Regions from separate parts of the Homo sapiens genome. Here region 2 is linked to region 1. A link is an interaction called in ENCODE POLR2A ChIA-PET data of the cell type or tissue named here. Cell type or tissue: MCF 10A. All regions are shown on one strand.

Region 1 (4,000 bases):
TTGTCTCTAATCCATAACTCTTCCTTATTTTATTTGTAGCACTTGTCAAGGTTTGAAATTATCCCATTTATGTATTAAATTATCTTTTTTTTTTTTTTGAGGCTGAATCTCGCTCTGTCGCCCAGGCTGGAGTGCAGTGGCTCGATCTCTGCTCACTACAACCTCCACCTTCTAGGTTCAAGTCATTCTTGTGCCTCAGCCTCCCGAGTAGCTGGGATTACAGATGCCTACCTCCACACTTGGCTAATTTTTGTATTTTTTCAGTAGAGACAGGGGTTTCACCATGTTGACCAGGCTGGTCTCAAACTCCTGACCTCAAGTGATCTGCCTGCCTCGGCTTACCAAAGTGCTGGGATTACAGGCGTGAGCCACTGTGCCCCGCCAAACTGTCTTTTGTCTGTCTCTTCTTCCCCATCAGAATGTAAGAACCTTGAGGGCAGAGATGCTGCATCTGCAGGTCTAGCACAGAGCCCAGCACCTACCAGGTGTTCAGTGAATGTTTGTCAAATGAATGAAGGAATGTAAAGTGTTCAGCACAATGCCTGACACAATAAAAAATCAAAATTGCTGGCTCTTGTTGTTATATAAATGTTAGTGACTATTATTGCTATTTATGAGGACTACATGTCACTCAGCAATTCTTAGAGCAGGTAGTTATTTGAGTCCTGTGTAATGGAGTATCATAGGAGAAACGGGGATATAAGACTCAGTGGGTACTGTTGAGGAATAGACAATATAGCTGGGAAGGCAGGAACTCAGGAAAAATAATCATGATGTGTTGAGCTGATCATGCATTGAGTTATTCTAACAAGACTGGAAGTGAGTATAATTACCCTACTTTTAGATTAGAAACTGAGGCTCAGAGAGGGTGATACGCCTAAGGTCACCCAGTGTGTCTCGAAAGCACTTAGCTCAGTGTCTGTGGAAACTCAGTGGCCAATGTGTCATCTGCACGTCTGTCTGGACCGCCCTGGGGCATCTCCAGCCCTTGCGTGTACCTGGGCACACTCCATGCACATGGACACAGGGCGGTGGGCTTTGGGTGCCTGTGCTTCTCACAACTCTGAGGCTCCTGGTGGAGAGGTCCATGCTGAGGAGCACTAGGGGTCTGAGAGGTCTTTACCCCTGGGGTACAGGGTCTGGGCTGAGGATGCCTTTGTCCTGTGACTGGAAGAAGCAGCTTTTGCGTGGGCGTCAGGCATAACATGGGGCAGGCCCAGCTGGCACACAACAGGGGCAGGGGAGGCCTGGGAGGGTGAAGAATCAGGATGCACTGTGCTCTTGAGGACACCACACCTGCATTGGCCAACACCTGGCTGTGTCGGCGCACACATGTGTACACACGGACACACACAGGCACACAAGTATACACACACATCTCTCACAGTCTCTTGCTCCCCTAGGCATGCTGACAACCCCTGCTCACACTGGCTGAGTCACTCTGCATGTCAAGGGCCCTCCCAGTTCCCCAGCCTGACTGGTGTCATTCAAGCTTTTAGCGTTGCAATGACCGGGCTGTGTCCATCCTGCTCACCAGACATCCACAGAGACCCGTCCAGGGCCAGCACAGAGTGAGCACTCAGATTTGTGTAAAAAATAAATTCACAGCTCAGCACGGTGGCTCACACCTGTAATCTCAGCACTGCAGAGGCTGAGGCAGGCAGATCGCTTGAGCCCAGGAGTTTGAGACCAGCCTGGCCGACATAGCGAAACCCCATCTCTACAGAAAATACAAAAATTAGCGGGATGTGGCGGCATGCGCCTGTAGTCCCAGCTATGCTGGGGGCTGAGGTGGGAGAATCCCTTGAGCCTGAGAGGTAGAGGTTGCAGTGAGCTGAGACTGCACTCCAGCCTGGGCAACAGAGCAAGACCCTGTCTCAAAATAAATAAATAAATAAATAAATAAATTCACTCCCTCCCCCATTCCATTCTTCACTTATTTACTTACCCCTTCCTTCCTTCACTCACTCGCTCATTCATTCATTCATTGAGTCAATGGCTCACTTACTCCCTCATTCCTGGCCTCCAGGATGGAAGCAAAGCTGCAGCCCTGCCTCCCCACAAACTCCTCCCCTCACACAGCCTATATCTGCTGAGTGCCCATCAGATGCCAAGTCCTGACAGCTCTTCCCCTGCCACACCTGGTCCATGGACCCTGCCCAGGTGCACACCCTGGTGGACATCCTGTTTATCTCCCTTCTCCCTGCCCTGACCACGTGTCCCGGGCCGGATGCTTATGAAATCCTGTCAGTTCTTCCATCACAGGGGCCCTGCTGGCCTGATGCCCAGAGCTTGGTTTTGAGCCATGTGCTCTGGGACATGGCAAGGCTGGGATTGGAAGCTCACAGCCCTGGTGACACCAAGCCAAGCTGAGACTCAGAGCAAGGCCAGGGTTGCCGGTCCCATCCATGCACATCCATGGAGCACACCTGTGAATGGACTCAACATGAGAATGTGGGCCAGACAAGGCCATGCCATGTCCAAGGTCACAGGGAATGTCAATGAGGGAATCCAGCCATAGCACATCTCTTCACTCATGGATGCATCTGCACAGTGGTGGAGGGAGACACCGTTGCCTAATATTATAGGGCCAGGGTTTGAATCTCAGCCATTTGACTTTGGGCAAGCCACTTCACTTCTCTGAGCTTTATCTTTTTTACTTTTTTTTTTTTTTTTCTTTGAGACAGAGTTTCATTCTGTCACCCAGGCTGGAGTGCAATGGCGTGATCTTGGCTCACTGCAACCTCCACCTCCTGGGTTCAAGCGATTCTCCTGCCTCAGCCTCCTGAGTAGCTGGGATTACAGGTGCATGCCACCACACTCAGCTAATTTTTGTATTATTTTTAGTAGAGACAAGGTTTTACCATGTTGGCCAGGCTGGTCTCCTGAGCTCAGGTGATCCACCTGCCTTGGCCTCCCAAAGCGCTGAGATTACAGGCGTGAGCCACAGCTCCCGGCTGCTTTATCTTTCCTTACATACAGTAGGTGCTCAGTAAATGTAGCTGCTAAAAAATTCAGTAGCAGAGTGAGTGCAAATGCAGCGTGTCAGTGTCTGCAGACCTCCTCGTCATCATTTACATGCCCGCTGATGTGCATCCAGGCATGTAATGTGCTATTCAAGAACTTGGGTGGGTCCCTCCATTTACATTTCACTGCATGTGTCTGTGAGGTCTTCAGAGCTGATTTTTTTTTTTCTCAAAATGCACATCATTCCTGGTGTGGTGTTGTGGAGGATTTTCTGAGCGCTCGTCATAGACAGGAATTGGTGTGTATCTGAATAGACATGGGTGTGCTTGCCTGTGTCTGTGTGGACCTGTGTGAGGGGTTATGAGTATGACCTCCAACCTTATCAGGTTAGTTCATTGGTAGAATCTGTGTGGTCATTTCTGCATCCGGGGCATTCTGGACCTGGATTACTTGGGTTCAAATTTCAGCTCCACTAGCTATGCCATCTCGGACAGGACGCTTAAACACTCCATACTGTTTGCTTTTCTGTGAATTGGAGATAATGGTAACCACCTTATGGTGGTATGAGGACTGCAAGACCTAATGTATGTGATGGACTGAGTACAGAGCCTGGCATGGACAAGCGCTTGTCTCTCACTGCCCCCGTGACTGCCCCGTGATAGGATATTACTTTGTTATTCTATTACAGTACTTACCCAGGTATATTGCCATTTGCTGTCCACAGGACTGTCCTTTCCACTAGACTGTGAGTCCCTATAGGACAGGACCCTGTCTGAGCCATCCATCATTATAGATTATGTGTTGCCTGCTAGTTCTGAACCTCAGACTTCTCTCTTTCATAATAACAGCTGGCATTTAGGGAGCATGTCTACGTGCCAGGTGCTGTGTTAAGTGCATTAAGCTTCATACAATCTCAAGGGATTGGTATCCTTGTTGCTCCTATTTTGGAGATGAAAAAAACTCCTGACACTCAGAACGGTTAAGAAACTCAGGTTCACACAGTGGCTTGAACACTGGCAGACAGATTCACTCT
Region 2 (4,000 bases), 53 kb before region 1:
TGTACTACTTTGTAAAATTTAGCAACTTTTCTGTAGGTCTGAAACATTTCAGAAGTTAAAAATTAAGAATAAACACTAGTTATCACGATCACTGTCATACCCAATTTATGATTTTAGCAAACTGGGCAGCAGATAGGAGCAACCTTGCCCAAGGTCACACAGCTGGGAATGCCGGAGCCTGGACGGAGTCCACCCCTCCCCGTGCCAGCTGTTCTCATGATGGGTCCCTGAAATGCTCCCTCCCATGTGTCTTAGGTCCTCTCTTCCCCACTTGGATAGGGTCCTCTGGGTGAGTCCCTGACTAAAAACCCAGGGGCTCTGCCCCTGCTTGCCCTATGCCCTCAAGTGAGTCCAGGGCCCCCGCTGGGTCCGGCGGTGCTCAGGGCAGAGCCTCACCTTCCAGCATCCGCAGCTGCCGCTCCCGCTGCAGCTCCTGAGGGTTGAGGGAGGTGTTGCGGGCTGACAGCAGATAGAGGTAGGCACTGTCCCCATTCTGCCGCACCCCATGGGAGTGCAGGGTCTCCTGGTCTCGTGCCAGCCGCTGCCCAATCACCCACTGCTGCAAGACTGGTGGGAAGCCATAGTCCAGAAAAACCTGGTGGGGGCAAAGAGAGGGAGAGTGGGAAGGGAGGGCCAGAGGAGAGAGAGGAAGCAGGAGTGAAAGGGAGAGCCTTCACCCCAGTGTCGCCCTCCGCCTCCTCACTCACCATGTCCTTGAGAGACGCCACTGTCATATCAGGGCGCACTGTGAGCCAGATGGTGACGGTGTGCATCTGAGCATCCTCCACGCTCACCCACAGCCTGCAGAGAACAGCAGGGGCTCAGCATGGGCTCTGGCCAGGGGTCCAGCCTCAGCCACCGGCTACAGACATGTACATATTTGCACACAGGCACATGGCCATGCACACACACACACACACACACACACACAAACCCCAGTCTGGGGTAGGCCCCACCCATGCTTCTTCCTTTATTAGAACCCACCAGTTAGGCCCCTCCAATGGCTCCACGCTACTCTTAGAATCAACTCGTGGCAGCACACGAGGGCCTCCATGATCTGGCACCTCCCTGACCTCTCCAACCTCTTCTGTCTTCTCTCCCCTGCTCCTTAGTGAAACCACCAGAAGTTGTTGTTAACTACGTGCTAAGACTATTTAATGCACTTCATGTGTATTAACTCATTTAATCCTCTCAACCAACCCATCAGACAGGTACTGCTGTATCCCTGTTTTACAGATAAAAATGTGAGGCACAGATAGGTTCCAGTGACTCTGCCAAACTAAGCAACTAATAACTGTTAGAGGCAGGATTCATTTGTATGTCTTGATTTAATTTTAAGACACAGGCTCTCTTTCTGTGGCCCAGGCTGGAGTGCAGTAGTGCTACCTTGGCTCACTGCAGTATCAACCTCCTGGGCTCTTCCCATCTCAGCCTCCCAAGTAGCTGGGACCACAGGCTCATGCCACCATGCCTGGCTAATTTTTTAAGTTTTTGTAGAGACAGGGTCTCACTATGTTGCCAAAGCTGGTCTTGAACTCTTGGCCTCAAGTGATCCTCCTGCCTTGGCCTCCCGAAGTGGGATTACAGGAGTAAGCCACTGTGTTCAGCCAGAGGCAGGATTTAAATCTACATGGTATTATTCCAGAGAAAGTGGTTTTAACTTTCTTGAGGATCCTCCAACATGTTTGGAAAATCAAAAGCATGAAAAGATGAAAAAACAGAACCGACCCCAAAGGAAACAGAGATCATTTAGGGTATGGAACAATAAGCAACAGTGAAGTCTAACTAGTACCTTCAGAGAGATTTGGGAAAACACTGCATTCAGAAAGCAAGGAAAGGCATGAAGCAACCAAAAAATGAGGAAGAGTTCCTGCACATTAAAAGTGACTGCTGAATCCCAGCACTTTGGGAGGCCGAGGTGGGTGGATCACGAGGTCAGGAGATCGAGACCATCCTGGCTAACACGGTGAAAACCCGTCTCTACTAAAAATACAAAAAAAAAAATTAGCCAGGCACGGTGGCGGGCGCCTGTAGTCCCAGCTACTCAGGAGATTGAGGCAGGAGAATGGTGTGAACCCGGGAGGCGGACCGTGCAGTGAGCCAAGATTGCGCCACCGCACTCCAGCCTGGGCAACAGAGTGAAACTCTGTCTCAAAAAAAAAAAAAAAAAAAGTGACTGCTGACTAATTGAAACTTTATCTCTAACTACCAGTTACAGGAAAAACGGGAGATAGTAAATGACACCATGATAGTCTGGGTATTTGTCCCTGCCCAAATCTTACCTTGAACTGTAATCCTCAGTGTTGAAGGTGAGGCCTGGTGGGAGGTGTTTGGGTCATAGGGGCAGCTCCCTCACAGCCTGGTGCTGCGCTCACTGTAGTGACTTCTCGCCATAGTGAGTCCTCGTGAGATCTGGCTGTTGTAAAGTGTGGCACCTCCCCACCAACTCTCTCTCTTGCTCCCTCTCTCACCATGTGAAGTGCCTGCTCCCGCTTCAGTAAAAGTTCACTGAGGCCTCCCCAGAAGCCAAGCAAATGTCAGGACCATGCTTCCTACACCACCTGCAGAACTGAGTCAATTAAACCTCTTTTCTTTACAAATTACCCAGTCTCAGATATTTCTTTGTAGCAATGCTAGAGTGGTCTAATACATACCATGAAGAGGTAATGGATAGATCCAGAATATGGGGAAAATTCTAGAGGTCAAAAGACCAGGTTTCTTAAAAAAAAAACTAGTGGCATAAAAATAGAGGAGAGTAAAAGGGACTTAAGACATAGTAAGAAATGCTACATGTAGATCTTGTTTGGCTCCTGATTTGAAGAAACCAATTGTAAAAAGCACTAATGAAATAGGAAAATGTGAATATAAACAGGGCATTAGCGGATTTTAAGGAATTCTTATTCCTTTTCTAAGGTGTGATAATAGTATTGAGGGGTTTTGTTTGTTTTTGTTTTTTTTGAGACAGGGTCTCACTTCTGTCACCCAGGATGGAGTGTAGTGGCATGATCTTGGCTCACTGCAGCTTCAATCTCCTGGACTGAGGTGACCCTCCCACCTCAGCCTCCTGGGTAGCTGGGACTAGATGGGCGCACCACCATGCCTAGCTAATGTTTTGTAGAGACAAGGTTTCACTATGTTGCCCAGGCTGGTTTTGAACTCATGGGTTCAAGCAGTCCACCTGCCTCAGCCTCCCAAAGTGCTAGGATTACAAGCATCATCCATCGTGCCCCGCCAAGTCCTAATTTTTTGAAGACACATACTAAAGTATTTAAGGATAAAATAATATCTGAAATTTATTTAAAAGCAGTCCAGAAAATGCTCTCAAAATTCTTCAGGTAAACAATTTGAATACCCAGTCAACTATCAATGAATTGACAGAGCAAAATATAGAAATTTTTAAACATGCAAAGACTCTAAAAGTTTACCACATTTTCCACGTGAAAAGTTCTTGAAAAACAAAAATAGATGAGTCTGATACAGGAGAATAGAAGAAAAGTAAAAAATGAAAAGGACTGGATCTTAACCCCAAAATGTTCTTCCAGCAATAAGGGTTTTGAAACATAAAAGTGCATATGGTTTCAACTGCACTAGTTATTCTATAGTGAATAATATTTCCATAATCAAAATACTATAAATCCTTTCTAGTAGTGTTACACTTTTAGAATCAACCTAGAGGCAAAGCATAAAGGCCTTAATTATGTTAGAAAACAAAATTTTTTAAAGCTATAATCTTAACACTATCAACAAAAAAATACAGCTGGAGCTCTCTCATCCAATGTGACATCAGGATCGCTGGTGAACAGCAGAGAATCACAAAAACAGCTGCAGACAAAGCTTAAACACTTAATTTTAACTTACATACTATAAATGCATATTCACTGGCCAGTCTCTAGGTGTACAGCCAATGGCTTTTCTCTCTTTCTTTCTTTGAGACAGGGTTTCACCTTGTCACTCAGGCATGATCATGGCTCACTGCAACCTCAACCACCCAGGGTCTAAT

The links. Peaks named below come from ENCODE experiments on the same cell type or tissue, not always from the same donor. Only the 100,000 strongest peaks of a DNase experiment are listed, where the experiment ranks them.
Region 2: POLR2A ChIA-PET joins it to region 1 with 6 read pairs; 23 of 35 experiments call an interaction of 5 or more read pairs at or near these places.

Annotation. Positions count from the first base shown.
Region 1 is chr20:360,862-364,861 of GRCh38, reverse strand. No RefSeq gene overlaps it. Among named protein-coding and RNA genes, the nearest start is that of NRSN2, 16 kb to the right of the region's middle. RefSeq lists an enhancer at 1,343-1,637. In MCF 10A, a CTCF peak has its summit at 2,158; DNase peaks (open chromatin) are centred at 1,451 and 2,201.
Region 2 is chr20:414,327-418,326 of GRCh38, reverse strand. RBCK1 (RANBP2-type and C3HC4-type zinc finger containing 1) reads right to left here. Exons shown (of 12, transcript NM_031229.4): 3 at 708-801; 4 at 397-595. Among named protein-coding and RNA genes, the nearest start is that of RBCK1, 8.0 kb to the right of the region's middle. In MCF 10A, no CTCF peak of the experiment used is centred here; DNase peaks (open chromatin) are centred at 2,118 and 2,276.